Regions from separate parts of the Mus musculus genome. Here region 1 is linked to region 2. Evidence: chromatin loops called from intact Hi-C (ENCODE). Cell type or tissue: heart. All regions are shown on one strand. Links, peaks and the distances in the headings refer to the core of each region. The heading gives the core; the rest is flanking DNA.

What was found. Peaks named below come from ENCODE experiments on the same cell type or tissue, not always from the same donor. Only the 100,000 strongest peaks of a DNase experiment are listed, where the experiment ranks them.
Region 1: it touches region 2 in a loop (4-fold over the local background); 7 of 42 quality-filtered maps call a loop at or near these places.

The regions. Positions count from the first base shown.
Region 1 is chr9:66,212,300-66,215,213 of GRCm38, reverse strand. All of the region lies in intron 2 of Dapk2 (death-associated protein kinase 2), which reads right to left. Among named protein-coding and RNA genes, the nearest start is that of Dapk2, 56 kb to the right of the region's middle. In heart, for the core only: a CTCF peak has its summit at 1,424; a DNase peak (open chromatin) is centred at 1,603; H3K27ac peaks cover 2,500 bases.
Region 2 is chr9:66,275,408-66,278,321 of GRCm38, reverse strand. No RefSeq gene overlaps it. Among named protein-coding and RNA genes, the nearest start is that of Gm39364, 24 kb to the left of the region's middle. In heart, for the core only: no CTCF peak of the experiment used is centred there; DNase peaks (open chromatin) are centred at 1,201 and 2,471; H3K4me3 peaks cover 895 bases; H3K27ac peaks cover 1,368 bases.

The sequences.
Region 1 (2,914 bases), core at 314-2,813, 63 kb after region 2:
AATTAGATCCCTGGAACCTTAGAACCCAAAGATATGTGGAAGAAGAGAACTGACTCAACAGTGTGTCCTCTGACACACATGTCCATCACACTTCTCATATACACACAGTAAGAATAAATAAAAACGGGGGGGGGGTCGAAGAGGTGGCTCAATGAGTAAAGGTGCTGGCTGTTAGTTCTCAAAGACACACACACAGACACACACACCACACACACAGACACTACACACACATACACATCTCACTCAGTACCTGTGGCTTCTCCCATCACCCCTCATCTTTCTCCCATCCTAAGCCTCTCCCTCCCAAGGGCTGGCTCTGGCTCCCTTCCTCCAGCCTCTGACCCCTATATTACCAGCCATTCTGGTTATGCACTCTCTGAGTCTCCTGGTTCCCAGAAGCTCTGCTTGTTCCCCCTCCTCTCTTTTCTCCCTCTCCCTGCCCCACCTCTCATGACTGGGTTCAGCCTGGGACCTCCAAGATGCCTCTGGCTGTGCTCTCCCTCATACCTACAATAAACCTTCTCAGCTATATCCTAGAGAGGCCATGTCCTTATTTGTCCCTCACTTGTCACCAAGCCTCATTGGCTGCACTTGATCCCTGAGATCCAAATAATGGAAAGAAAGAACCAATTCCTGCAGGTTGTCTCTCCACATGTGTTGTGCAGTAGCATGCACGCACACACACACGCACGCACACACACACACACACACACACACACACACACACAGAGTACATCAATAACTAAATGTATGTCCTAAAGAATACTAAGGATTAAAAAAGGTAAGCAACTTGGCAGTTGGGTAAAGCGGTATAAACACAAGTCCTTGTCTCTCGACTCCAGCTTCAGGGTTCTCAAGGTAACTAAGCCTGCTAAGGGGTGCCAAGCAGTGGGGAGAGGGCCCACCACAGAGGGAAGGTTTGGTTTGCAGTACTGAGGATCAAATCCAGGGCCTCACTCATGCTAAGCAAGCACCCTACTGCTGAGCTAGTCTCTGACCTGATTTGTCTAACACTGCCAGCATGCAGAGATGATAAAAGGCAGGGTGATTATTTTTTTTTAACTAAATTTTATTGTTGATGTTAAATTCTCAAAAGACAACTCAACCCTTAAGCCACGCCTGCAGCAAGGGTAAGTGCTCCCACTGCCCACATACTCCCTCCTCTCGCCTAAGCCACGATCAGCCAGACCTGTTCTATCAACTCCCAGGGCCCAGGTGCTGAAGTTTTGTGCATCCTATGAACAGTGGGTCTAACTCATTCCCCTTCTCAACCAGCTCTCAGGCATCCATGAAGTGAGTGCCCCAAAGCCACCAGTTTATCAGGTGGAGCAGGGGCAGAGAGAGATGACTGAATCTTAAGAACATCACCCCGACAGAGGGTTCCCCCTCCTGCTTCCCCTCAGCCAGCACTGCAGTTCCTTTTCTCACCCTGCAGAACAATGGGCCACAGTTCCTCTGGAATTACCCAGCAGTCATTCAGGGCCATAGGGCAAAGGCAGTGCTTTGAAACTTCCACTCAAGGGACACCAGGTGCAGCCCAAGAGAGGGAATAGGACCTTCAGCCAGTGCAGTCTCGGAGACAGGAGCAGGTCAACTTACAGTCCCCAGGAACTGGATCAGCCAAATTATAAGGGGTGCACAGACACTCTGGAGATGACGTTTCTGAGGCCTCTCTGCACTCTACCTGGCTAGGTTCCAACGCTGGGCCTCTGAGGCCCTTTCCTTATCTCCCATAACCGCCCTCCAGCCAGGCTACTCCCATGAACTCTCTTGGCTGAGGCTATGGGTCAGTGGTAGAGTACTTGTCTAGCATGCCCCATGTTCAGGGTTCAATGGCCAGTACTGAAAAAATTGTGTGTGTGTGTGTGTGTGTGTGTGTGTGTGTGTGTGTGTGTGTGTATGTGTGTCCCCACACTACTGTAGCCACTAACCTGTTTCTAATCTTATATGTGTAAGTCTATAAACTACAACCACTCAAATTCAGAATTTAGAGTCCAAAGACCCAGGGTCTATTTCCAGTTTTGCTGAGTTTAGCCAATCGTGTAAGTCTCCCCCTCAGTTTCTTCGTACCTAACACAGACAGGAATGTTGCAGTTTTACCACATTGTAATGTGAATGAAAGGAGTCTGAAAGTTCCTGGTAAGGCAAGCTTCCGTGGGTGTAAATCCCCATTTCCCTGTAGCCACTGGATTGCCACAGCTCCATTTCCCAATCACGGTGGGTTCAGGAACTTGACTTAACCCTGATGAACCCCAACCTCAGCTTCAAAGTAAACGGTGCTGGAAGGCCATTGAAAAGCAAGGTTCCTCTGGTGGGACAGGACACCCAGAAAGACAGAGAATACTTTAGGACACTGGTATCTAAGTCAAGGCAGGCAGGAAACCATATAGTCAAGAAGCCAGAGTAGAGTAAAGAAACACAATATTGTCAGAAGTCAGAGAAGGAAGCAGGTGAGTGATAAAGGAGGGAGCAGAGCTTTGCCCAAAGCCAGGTGGGTGAGTCAGGAGGGAGACAGGGAGGGTGCAGCACCCACCTACAGCAGGTGGGATATCAGGGAAAACAGAAACAGCAGCCAAGAGGGAACTTGTAAATGGAAGAGGGCCCACAGCCATTCAAACGGGGCTTTTCTTCTGTCTGAGGAATGTTTTCCTTGTCCTGGGCCACATGGCTTAGACAGTTCTAGGCCCTTGACAATGGCTTTCACATTTATTTGGGTGTGGAGATGCCTCTCTCAGGCAAATACTTCACAGAGTACAATAGGTAAAACAGATAAGACACCATGTTTCTTTGTTGGGGGGAACACTCTGAGCCCACTCATCTACCACCCCCACACCTATGAAGCCTCCTCTTTAGAGGCTCTGTGGAACCCCAAAGCTCCTGGGAACCCAGTTTGAGAAGTAAACACAGGAGCATG
Region 2 (2,914 bases), core at 178-2,677:
GAGCTTCTAATACAGGAAAGGTGGAGTGGGCTAGAAAATGTGTACTTCTGACGAGTTTCCAGTTGCTGGCCAGAGACCACACTAAGAGGTGCTGATCTAAACCACAGCCCTAAAGAAGAGTCACCTCCCCATCACCCAGGAGGCTCAAGCCTACATTCGAAGCCATCATCTTCACAGTGCTTTCTTCCTGAGCATACTCCACCAGACCACCCCACCTCCTCAGGAGGTATAAGTTCTTCCTACCTCCGAGTCTCTGCTCAGGTGGGTCCTGTACTGCAGACTCTGTAGACCCATTGCAAACACAAGGCATCTTGTCCTTTAGGAGCATCTCAAAAGCTCACTGGGGCCTTATCCGTCAGAATGAAGGCTCCTTCCTCAGCTCCTGGCTTAGTTCCTATTTCTTCCTGTCATTAAACTGTGAGTTCTGGAGGACCTGTCATGTTCCCGTTTTTGTCTACACATGTGTTAAATGCATGTGACTGCAGAAGACAGAATGGGGGCAATGGGTGGATCTTTGGGGAAATAGATTTGGGCCCAGCCAAGAAAGAACCTGTCAAACGTGAATACGTTGGTAGCTGATTTTATATATATATGTACATATATATATATATATTCGCACATATATTCATACATATATTCACATATATATATGTCATATATATAGTATTCATATATATGGTAGTCATATAGATAAGTATGAATGACAGAGTTTTTCTCTGTAAATGTATGTCCTGGCTGTCCTGGAACTGCTTCTGTAGACCAGGCTAGCCTCGAACTTTCAGAGACTCACTTGCCTCTGCTGGGATTAAAGGCATATACCATCACGGTTTGATTCCAGCTTTTGAGGGAGGGTCTTGTCACTTCCAGTACCTTCAGTAGCACATCATAAATCAGACAAGCTTGCGAGACTCACTTGACGACACTGTGGCTAAGCAGATCCTGGGCACTGTAATTTGTTGCCTGACTAAGGAGGGGAGGGAGAATTTTCCAGAATATGATCTCTTACAGCTGGTGGGGCTTTCCAGGGCTAGCACTGAGTGAAGGCGACTGATGAGGTCTGCAGTTGTTCAGGAACGTCTGCCCTGTTTCCTCTCCAACCAGGAAATGCACCCTCAGGCCCAAAGCCCACAGCTTGGCTACTAAAAGGGTCTGAGAAAGCAATGACCCAGGACCCAGCTGGGGAGGGCCAACATCTCAGTTCGACCTCTGTCAGCCTGTAGGTCTCAGGAGCTTTCCTGTTTCCGCTCCTTCCCGGGTTAACTAAGGTCATAACCTTCTGGAAGAATGCGGGGTCAGCCAGCCCGACTGCAATTTCCTCTCCCTGTGTGTGAAAGGAGATATGTCCAACTGTGACTATACAGAGCCCACAGTCTTGTGACTCAGCAGACTCGAGCGTCCTCAGTCCCATCCCTTGGAATGTCACACAGACAGACAGCTGCAGGAGTTCGATGTGGTCGCCACAGATGCTGCGAAGCCTGGACTCACAGATATCTCTCCCTGAGTCTCTCGTTGGTCAAACCTATACCTATCTATACCAGTACTGGGGACAGAACCCAGGGCTTTGCACATGTGAAGAGAGCACTTTGCCACTGAGCTATGTCCCCAGCCCATGTTTACGGTATTTTTATGGCCTGAATTGTGTTCACTTCCTCCTAAACCCATATATGGAACTTTTAAAGTGACTATATTTAAAGATAGGGTCTTTGTAGGGATAAATAAATAAGATGAGGATATATTATGGACACTAATCCAGCATAACTGGTGACCTTGTTTTTTTTGTTTTTTGTTTTCTTTTTAAAAGACAGACATCTATAGAGAGAAGACCAGGGTGTGACAAATTAAGGAGAAACGCTCAGACAGAGCCAACGCTACTGACACCTTGCAGTGTCTAAAGCTGAGAAAGTAAATTTCTAGTGCATTAAGTCACCCAGACCCAGATATTTTGTTTTGACATTTTTTCACTAATGCAATACTACCAATAAAAACAAGGAAACAGAGTGAGGGAAATTCACCGAGTCCTAGCAACAGGGCTAGGGCTGTGGCTCAGTGGTTGAATGCTTGTCTAGCGCATTCAAGGGCCTGGGCTTAATCTTCAGTGCCACAAAAACAAAACCAAACAAGCAGAATCCTGAACACCAGCCGCTGTCCACCTTGCCCCACCCCCCATTTTACTGAAGTCATCTCTGCTTCTAAAATACAATGTTATTAGTATAGATTTTGCATTTTATTTTTTAAAAAAAGGATTGTACTGCATGTGATTCTCCAAGATTTTTCTTTTTTCTTTTTCTTTTTTCTTCATTTTTTACTCCCCCACCCCCACCCCCAGGAAAAGTAGAATGTGAATCCAGGGCAGGCAAATCTGGGCTGGAGTCCAGATCCCAAGAGCTCCAGCTGGGAGAAGGCAGGCACAGTTCTTAACTTTGCTGAGGCTGGCTTCATCATCCTTAAAAAAGGAGCTCACTTCCCTTACAAGGTTGTGCGCAGGGCTACAGAGAATGCCTCACTGACGCACGGGTCCCTCACAATCGCCGCCTCCCTGGGTTCTGCTATTGTTTTAACTTGAATGGGAGATCTTACAATGTCATTTTGTCCCTAGATAATATAATCAACTGTTTTCTAGATTAAGAGCAAGGGCTGTGAATTCTACTCGGTGAAAAGAGGACTTGGGAATCTGTGTTTCGCTATCCATTAAGAACTGCTGCTGCTGCTGCCTCTGATGGAGGGCAACCGTGGGAGGGAGGGACAATCAAGCCCAGAAAAACTTGAAGGAAGCTCACCAACTGTGCTGGTGCCTTTGAGACAGCAATTAACCACCTCCATTCGAAGCCTTTCTACTGTTAGAGCCCCTAAGCCTGTGAAGGTTTGCCGAGAACCGGACCTTCTTAACAGATGCCAAGTGCGATATTTTGGGGGT